3 separate regions of the Homo sapiens genome follow, and regions 1 and 2 are each linked to region 3. A link is a contact called in ENCODE Hi-C or POLR2A ChIA-PET data. All regions are on one chromosome and are shown on one strand. The core of a region is the stretch at or near the end of the contact, and the rest is flanking DNA. Distances in the headings are between cores, read along the strand shown. Region 1 overlaps LOC124902934 (a long non-coding RNA gene). Region 2 holds the start of KRT7-AS (KRT7 antisense RNA 1). Region 3 has its middle 29 kb from the start of SMIM41-AS1.

Region 1 (2,807 bases), core at 4-2,503, 120 kb after region 3:
GGTGAGAGAATCACTTGAGCCCAGGAGTCTGAGGCTGTAGCGAGCTGTGACAGCACCACTGCACTCCAGCCTGGGCGACAGAGTGAGACCCTATCTCAAAATAAATAAACTGAGGGGAGTTTGTCGGTGGAGAGTTAGGGGAAAGGGATAAGTTGCAGGGAGAGGAAACAGTAATGAAAGAGTGCCAGCTTGTTAGAGCAGCAGAGTAAGGCAAGTGGCTGGAGGCCAGTGACTAAGGGGGACAGAGCTGGGGATGCGCGAGAGGAGCACTCAGCCCAATCCACAGGCCCTTGTGCCAGACTCTGTGCCGATGACTTTTTTCCTTTGTCTCTTCTTTCAGCAGCCATCTAAGGTGGGCACTATTTTAGTATTGAGGAAACTGAGGCTCTAAAAGGTTAAGTAGGCCAGGTGTGGTGGCTCGCGCCTGTAATCCCAGCACTTTGGGAGGCCAAGGCAGGCGGATCACATGAGGTCAGGAGTTCGAGACCAGACTGGCCAACATAATGAAACCCCGTCTCTACTAAAAATACAAAAATTAGCCCAGCATGGTGGCCTATGCCTGTAATCCCAGCTACTCAGGAGGCTGAGGCAGGAGAACCACTTGAACCTGAGAGGTGGAGGTTGCAGTTAGCGAAGATTGCACCACTACACTCCAACCTGGGCAGCAGAGCAAGACTCCGTCTCAAAAAATAATACAAAATAAAAAATAAATAAAAGGTTAAGTAAACATGTCCAGTGTCACACAGCTGAGAAGTAGCAGAGCATGGATTTGCATCCAGACCAGTGTGGCCTCAAAGTCCTTACACTGAGCTGCTATGTTATTGCTTCCCAGAGAAGTTGAGCTACCCAGAGGTGAAGGGATTTGCCCTTCATTTCATGGCTTGCTGCAGAGCTGGGACCCCCGCCTCAGAGAGTTCTGTAGATACTGTGAAGGGAGACAGGGCCTAAGGAAGGGGAGAGGGACAGGGAGGGCGGAGAAAATGCCCCTGCAGCAGCATTCCCTGAAGACCTTGCCTGTGCCCACACCCTGCCCATGTCTTTGTGCCTTTGTGTGCAAGAGTCCTTCTTGCCCAAGCTGGAACTTAGGGTTTGCTGGGGTAGAAAGATGCAGAAGTTTATAAGTGTCCACTTCTAGGGGTGTGCTGCTGGCCAGCAGCCACCGCCCTGAGGGCTGTAGGAGGGCTGGCCACTGGGGCAGCCCAGATTAGCTGGATTTTGTGTGCTGTGCCTGTTGCTAAGTAACGCTGCTCCTGCTCTCACCAGGGGAGCCAGCTCTGGTTACCGGTGACAACCCTCAAGGGAGAGTGCCTGGAGAGACATGAGGCAGGCGGGAGGGAACTGAAGGAAGCCAAGCCCTTCCCCACACAGGTTTATATGGCAGAGGGGTAGGTATTCCTTAGCTCTCTGGTGTTCTGTCTTGTGTGTGTGTGGTTTTTGTTTTTTGAGACAGGGTCTCATTCTGTTGCCCAGGCTTGAATGCAGTGATGCAACCATAGCTCATTGCAGCCTCAGCCTCCCTGGCTCAAGTGATCCTCCCACTTTTGCCTCCCAAGTAGCTGGGACTACAGGTGTATGCCACCATGCCTGGCTAATTTTTGTATGTTTTGTAGAGACGGGGTTTCACTCTGTTGCCCAGGCTGGTCTCAAACTCCTGAGCTCAAGCAATCCACCCACCTCAGCCTCCCAAAATGTTGGATTACAGGTGTGGGCCACCACACCGGCCGTCTCTGGAGTACATTAGGGGCCTGTTTCCCCTGTGCCTTGGCCATGGGCTCAGAACTGCAGGACCCACAGGCACACAAGGAGGGTGCAAAGTCATGGGCAGGGTCTGGGCACAGGCAGGGTCTTCAGGGAATGCTGCTGCAGGCGTTTGGAGGGGAATTCTGCCCCCACATCTGAGCACCAAGGAGAGAGGTGGAGTGTGTGTGCATGTATGCGTCCCTCCTGTCATTGGACAGGCAATCTGTGGTCAGGCAGATGGGGCAACTCACTCACTTTCCACTGCTCTTTTAGAAAATGTCCCACACTTCTCCAGCTGGGGGCTTCCCACCTGTCAGAAGGTCCTGGAATCAGAGTAAACAGGTCCTAGCTCCCTGGGAGTGCCTATTATGCCTATTCCACTAAAGGATTTGGGGAATACTAGAGAGATAATTTCACTTAAAGCATTAATATTTTTAGGGAGAAGTTGAATTTTGGTCTTTTTGTTTTTGTTTTTGTTTTTGTTTTTTAAAATGGAGTCTCGCTTTGTCACCCAGGCTGGAGTGCAGTGGCACCATCTTGGCTCACTGCAACCTCCGCTTCCCGGGTTCAAGTAATTCTCTGCTTCAGCCTCCCAAGTAGCTGGGATTACAAGCGCCCACCACCACGCCCAGCTAATTTTTGTATTTTTAGTAGAGACGGGGTTTCACCATCTTGGCCAGGCTGGTCTTGAACTCCTGACCTCGTAATCCACCCACCTCGGCCTCCCAAAGTGCTGGGATTACAGGCATGAGCTACCGCGCCTGGCCTGGTCTTTTTGTCTTTTAAGCAGGTATCTTTTTTGTTTTTTTGTTTTGTTTGAGACGGAGTCTTGCTCTGTCACGAGGCTGGAGTGCAGTGGCTCAATCTCAGCTCACTGCAACCTCCGCCTCCTGGGTTCAAGCAAGTCTCCTGCCTCAGCCTCCCAAGTTGCTGGGACTACAGGCATGAGCCACCACGCCCAGCTAATTTTTGTATTTTTAGTAAAGACGGGGTTTCACTATGTTGGCCAGGATGGTCTCGATCACTTGACCTCATGATCTGCCTGCATCAGCCTCCCAAAGTGCTGG
Region 2 (2,700 bases), core at 140-2,639, 100 kb before region 3:
AGGCATGGGAGGCAGGGGTGGGAATCTTCTTGTGATTGTGGGTGGTGGCTGGAGGAGTGGAGTGGTGGGAGGCGGCTCAGTCGCGGGCACTCCTGCGACTGGCGGATGCGGTCCGGATGGAATAAGCCTTCAGGAGCCCAGGACCCGCACTGCTGGAGAAGCTCAGGGCATTGCTGCCCATGGTTCCCCCGAGGGTCAGCCCAATGCCACCGCCACTGCTACTGCCACCAGTGGAATTCATCACAGCTGGGAGAGAAAAGAGGAGGGCTCTCTTCAGCGTGAGGCTCCCTACCAGGGACCCCATCCCTTCACTGCACCCCACCCTCCTGCCCCAGCTGCCCCTCTCCCTCACCCCTGCCCCCCTCCATGGGCCAACCCAGAAGGAGCATCTGACAGGGGTAGGGCTGCTCCCCAGGTGCTCCTGGCCCCACCCTGCCCTCTTGTAGTGCTTCCCAGGCCATTGAGCCTGGCAGTATGTGCTCCAGGGGACCTGTCAATCCCTGTAGAAAGGAAGGAGTCTCCTGGCCCCTCCAGCAGGGCCCTGGGCCAGTCTGCCATTCTCTAGACCCAGCCCCATCTAAACAGCACAAGGGATGCTTCCCATGGGCCGCAGCCAAGGACTTACAGATATTCACGGCTCCCACTCCATCTCCAGCCAACCTGGGGGCAGAGGACAGACAGTGAGGACGGCTCTTTCCTAGCGTGGGAGGGAAGCGCTCTCAGCCCTCTCTCCTTCCAGGCCCCAAGCAGGATCATTGATTTTTCCTTCTTGCCCCACACTTCCAGCCTGCCTTCAGCCTTGTAAAAGGAGCGAGGAGGCATGCAGGAAGGGAGTGTTCACCTTGGCCCTTCTATCCACTGGCCACCTGACCCCAGGCAATGTCTCAGGGCCTCCATTTCCCACCTATGCCTTGGGCCCAACTACAGGACCAAATTCATGGGCCTGTGAGGGTTAAATGACATAATCTGTCTAAAGCCCTGAGCACCTGGGATTCGGTGAATGGTAGCTGTATGTGTTATTTATGTAGATGGCTGCCTTTCCTCACCGTATCATAAAATCCTAAAGGTGTCTGTGGCCTATTGATACTTTTATCCCCAGTATGAGGCCTGGAGAAGTCATTGCTTAATATATGTCAAAATAATTCGTGAATCGTTGACTGATTGAATGGGGCTCCAGCCAGGACTAAGGAAGGAGCAGGGAGTGGGGGTGGCTTTAAGCAGCCAGTGGGGCTGAAACAGGTCTTGCAGTAGAAATTAAAAATCCATTCGGGACAGCTGGCTATGTTTGTTTTGTGACTCACAGTCCCATTGTCACCAAGGCCTTGGCCTTGGGGATCAGTTTGCTCTGTGGGGGCAGGGAAGACCTCGCTTTGGTGGAGGGAATGAAGGGAGCCTCGCTGGCCTCTGCGGCCCCAAGCCCAGGAAGCAGGCAGAGCAAAGGCTGAGGGAAAGAGAGAGGTTTGCTGAAAGCTTCCAGGGGGCTTGCTTAAATGGCCCCTGCTGGTGCTGGGAGTTGCTGGCACTTGTGGGTGGGGAGAGGGAGCCAGGTTGCAGTCAGGCAGCAACTCGAAGAATTTCTGGTACGATGCCTAAGGAACTCAGACGGAAGAGGCCTGAATGTCCAAGGCTCTAGTGATCTGTGTGACTTTTCTCATTCTAAGTAAGTGGGGTTTTTTTGGTAACTTTGTATTCTTAAAGTAGGCCTCCCAGTTTGAATGAGTTTCTGGACCACAACTCTGATAAGTTAAGAGATAAAAGCAAGGTATCTACCTCCATATCCCCCCAGGGTTGGGGGAACCATATCCTCTCAGAGTACCCGGATCTAAGCCTGGTTACAGCAGCTCAGACTGAGATTAAGCTTTCAGAAGAGGATGTCTCTGCGTGCTGTGTGACCTTGGGCACACTACTGACCATTTCTGAGCTTCAGTCCCCTTTTCTTCCCATGGGAGGAAGCCAGATCAGGTACCACTCTAAGAGTCCCCCAACTCTGACTTCTATGACAACAGAAGGCCCAGGGTATGGGTTGTAGAGAATTTGGGGGCCCTGTGCCTGTGGGAGAGGCGAAAGCAGAGAGAGGCATCTTGGCTGGAGCTCCCTGTGCCCAGATCAGCTTCTGTGTTCCCAGAGACTTTTGGTGTTAATTCTTCTTCCCACAAAGAAGACTGGGTGCTAACCCAGGGAGAAGGCGGGTCAGCAGCAGGGGCAAAGCCCCTTCCTCCTCCTCTCCGCCTCCTACTCATACCCTGCGGCCCTGTGTCTCCTCTTCTCCTCCCAGCACCCAGGCCCTCGGCCCTAGCACCCCTTCACTCCCCATTCCCTTCCCTGCTGCTCCATTCATCCTCCGTCATGTCTCTCTCTGGCCCCTTAGGAATAATACTCAGAAAAGAATAAGTTCTTGTATACACTCAGCATTTTACAAATGTAAGTTACTGGTCTCTGGGGGTTTCCTCTGTGGATGTTTTGTCTCCTCCACCCTCTGCAACCTCCCTGAGGGCAGAAACATGTCCTACGTATTCTCTGTTGCCATGGTGTCTTATAACAAGCCAAGAATGAAGAGGTTGAGTTCGAACCCAACAATATGCCCATGAAGGCCCAGCTGCATAGACAGAGGTGGCATGCGGTTCATGAAGAATGTGCTATCAGACTCCCCCATTCCAGCCTCCTCTCTGACTGCAAGTGAGTCTGCAAATATCTCTGGGG
Region 3 (2,917 bases), core at 106-2,605:
GCCAGGACTGAGATGCCACAGAAGCTGGTGTTCTGCCAGGGCGGGGCAGGCAGGCCTGGGGGCAGAGGCGGGCCTGGCCTCTCCCCACCTGGCAGAAGGCATTTCTTACCTAATAAGGTGCTTTATTCTCTGCCTCAAACAGCTTCTGACAAAGCAGGGTGGTGCAGGGGGTGGGGCCAGCTCCTGGGGCCACACCCCGCCCGCTCACCCCACTGCACCAGGCTAGGCCTTTCTGGGGGCAGCAGGGTCTGTAGCAGACCCTGGTCTACCTGAGAAAAGCAGGCGAGCTCCAGCTGGCCTCCGAGAACCCAAGCCTGGCCTAGGATGCAGGGCCCCTGTGTGCCCATCCTCACCCTTGTGGGAGGGGGCTGTCCACATGCAGTTCAGGGCCCAGGTTCCCCGAACCTGCACTGCTTTCCCCCAACACCCGGTATAAGCCAAGCTGCCTCTCCTGCCCCATCCCACACACACAGATATGCACACACTTCCTGCGCTGTCCCTGGGGGCAGTGAGGCCTGGATCCCCCAAGTAGGGAGGTCCCCCAGGACCTCCCACTGTTAGCCCAGAGAAAGCAGGTCAGGGCCGCTCCAGGGAGTCCAGCAGAGCCCTGTGTCTTCATCCTCAGAGGCAGTGGAGGGGCCTGGGCGCCAGGCCCCATGCCTGGGAGGGACAGTGACACAACTCCCCATGGGAAGATCTGGCCCCAGGCCCTGTGGGCCCCTGCCTGACTGAGCGAGGGGTGGTGTCGAGGGGGTCCTAGTGGTGAGCTGGACTGAAGTGGAGGAAGGGCCGGGACCAGGCCACACAGAGCACCTGAGGAGGAGCGTCCCAGTGGGACACATGCTAGTCGGGTGACTCTGGACAACTATTAGCAACCCCGGTGTCCGCATCTGTAAAGTGGGAACAATGCACCTTCCTCTCAGAACTGTTTCAAGGATCCAGTGGGTGCACAGTTTGGACAGATGGCACATGGTCACCTGCATATGCCCTTTATCAGGCAGCGGGGGAAGGCTCTGTGTGCCCCTCAGGGTCTCCAGCTGTGCCTGCAGGTCCCCCTCCAGGCCCTAACCAGGGAGTAACCACGAAGAGAAGGAAGGCCTTCTCAGCAAACAGCTGAGTTTGCTCCAGGAGCACAGGGCCCTTAGTCACCAAGGAGCTTCTTGGGAATGTCTCACAGCACCACCGAGGGAAAGGCACCAGTGACGGCACCCACACCAGGGGGGCCCTCCGCTCTCAGGGCGCCGTGTCCTGAGCTCCAGTGTGTGGATCTCTGTGAGTGTGGCGGTGTATGGCTCTGGTGTCCCGCCAGCAGCTCGGCCACACCCGGGTGACTCAGGGCTGCAGCACGCACCCTACCCGGCCAGTGGGAGAACAAAGCCGCCAGCTCAGGGCCTGGGCATCCAGCCTGAGTCACATACAGGCACACCCAGCCCAGCCAGGAGCCCCCACCCCTCCGGACCCACCCCAGCCCAGGGCTCAGGAGCTCCCCCAATCCCTGCCACAGTGAGGAAACCGAAGTAGCCCCTCACACTGACTGGACTTGCCCAGGTGCGACCGGCTGAGATGAGGAGCTGGGCCCAAGGAAGCCTGGAGGTCTCGCTGAGACCAGGAGCAGAAGCCCACAACCAGGCCCCCGACTCCAGCTCAGTGCAGTAGCAGGGGACAGGCCCTGGCACAGGGAGCATCAGGCCTGAGGCCCAGGAGCCCAGCTTCCCCATGGGGCTGGACTCAGAGGGAAACCAAGGCAGAAGGAGAGGACCTCAGTGAGAGCCATGGGCCTGGCTCAGTCTGGGTTGAGGACACACTGTGGACACAGCCCTGACTCCCTGCCCCTCCGTCACTCTCAAATGTGGAGGAATCATGACAAGGTGAGACGGCCAGGCCTTCAGGTGACCGCTCTGCTTAAGACAATGAGGAGCAGCCCAGCCTCCCCGCCTAGACCTGGGAGTGAGGTTTGTGAGGAAAGGGGCCAGGGCTTGCTCTGCTAAGTGCGCCAACACCACCAGCGGCTCAAAGAAGGTGCTAAGGTTCCCAGACAAGGACCCAGAGTGAGGCCGAGGCAGGAGGGCAGGCAGCAGGCAGGGGTGGGGACCCTGGATTCCCCGGCAGGGGGGAACCCCAAACCCCAGGCCCTTTCCAGTGTGAAATGGGGGCCCCTGCTTCAGCTGATACTCCATCCCTGGAGAGTCTGGGGCTCCACTGCAGGATGCCACCTCCTGGAGCCCTGGTCCAAACCCAAAGGGTGGTGGGGTCTGGCCACCAGCTGGGTCTCCAACCAAGGCCATAGCTGAGAGCAACCCTGCAAAAAGGGAGAAAAAGCCCATCAGGGACACCACAGGGCAGAACGAGCAGATCCTCGGACACTCTCAGCAGGCCCCACGCACCTGATCCTACCCCAGAAGCCCTCGCCCTGACCCAGCCTCACCCAACCCCGAGCTGTGCCCGGTGCTAACTGCAAATGGCCCTCACCCTCAGCCCTGAATCCATCCCTTCATCTGACATGGTACTAATCCCAACCCTAACCCCAAATTTGAACTGTGCCCCAAACTCTACTTGCTTCTCTGTGCTCAAGCCCTACTCCATCCTCACAACCCAGCCCTAAACCAATCCCATCCTAAACCCCAGCTCTGACCCTCACCCCTCTCAGATCATCTGTGTGCCCAAAATTCCATTGTCAGCCCAACCACTGCTCCAAAACCTAACCAGCCCTCCAAGCCTTGCCTTCCCAGGCCCTTTCTAATCCTCCTCCCTATTCTATAGCCCAGGAGCACCGCACACCTCTATCGTCTCCAGTAACCCTCCGCTAAGCCCCCCAGCATCCACACTGCCCACAAACCCCACTTGTGCTCAGACTGCCCACACTGCGCCCACACTGGCCCCCTGTCCAGCCATCAGGAGCCTCTGCTGCACCCGACTG

Evidence for each region. A loop is a pair of places that touch in the nucleus more often than their neighbours do. ChIA-PET counts read pairs that join two places held with the same protein, here RNA polymerase II (POLR2A). Pooled maps may share reads with other maps.
Region 1: a map of ascending aorta shows a loop between it and region 3 (2.8-fold over the local background). The contact joins two enhancer-like sites. A Hi-C loop is called at or near these places in 1 of 168 maps with a recorded cell type or tissue (ascending aorta) and 8 of 50 pooled maps. POLR2A ChIA-PET finds 5 or more read pairs at or near these places in 6 of 52 experiments (HCT116, MCF 10A, PC-3 and 3 more).
Region 2: POLR2A ChIA-PET joins it to region 3 with 7 read pairs in PC-9. The contact joins the promoter of KRT7-AS here to the enhancer-like site in region 3. A Hi-C loop is called at or near these places in 1 of 37 single-sample maps with no recorded cell type and 5 of 50 pooled maps. POLR2A ChIA-PET finds 5 or more read pairs at or near these places in 7 of 52 experiments (A549, H1, HCT116 and 4 more).

What each region holds. Positions count from the first base shown.
Region 1 is chr12:52,028,324-52,031,130 of GRCh38, reverse strand. The region is part of intron 1 of LOC124902934 (a long non-coding RNA gene); the gene reads right to left. It also overlaps a transcript of NR4A1 not described here. Among named protein-coding and RNA genes, the nearest start is that of NR4A1, 22 kb to the left of the region's middle. Within about 2 kb of position 1,253, at least 7 of the 41 ENCODE cell types and tissues checked have a DNase peak (open chromatin) inside an H3K27ac peak, as active enhancers do.
Region 2 is chr12:52,246,137-52,248,836 of GRCh38, reverse strand. KRT7-AS (KRT7 antisense RNA 1) reads left to right here and starts at 1,389. Exons shown (of 2, transcript NR_146274.1): 1 at 1,389-1,660; 2 at 2,369-2,700. KRT7 (keratin 7) reads right to left here. Exons shown (of 9, transcript NM_005556.4): 8 at 626-660; 9 at 1-246. The coding sequence ends at 77.
Region 3 is chr12:52,145,914-52,148,830 of GRCh38, reverse strand. No RefSeq gene overlaps it. Among named protein-coding and RNA genes, the nearest start is that of SMIM41-AS1, 29 kb to the right of the region's middle. RefSeq lists an enhancer at 1,172-1,466. Within about 2 kb of position 1,355, at least 28 of the 41 ENCODE cell types and tissues checked have a DNase peak (open chromatin) inside an H3K27ac peak, as active enhancers do; they include HCT116, PC-3 and PC-9, where a contact is called at or near this core.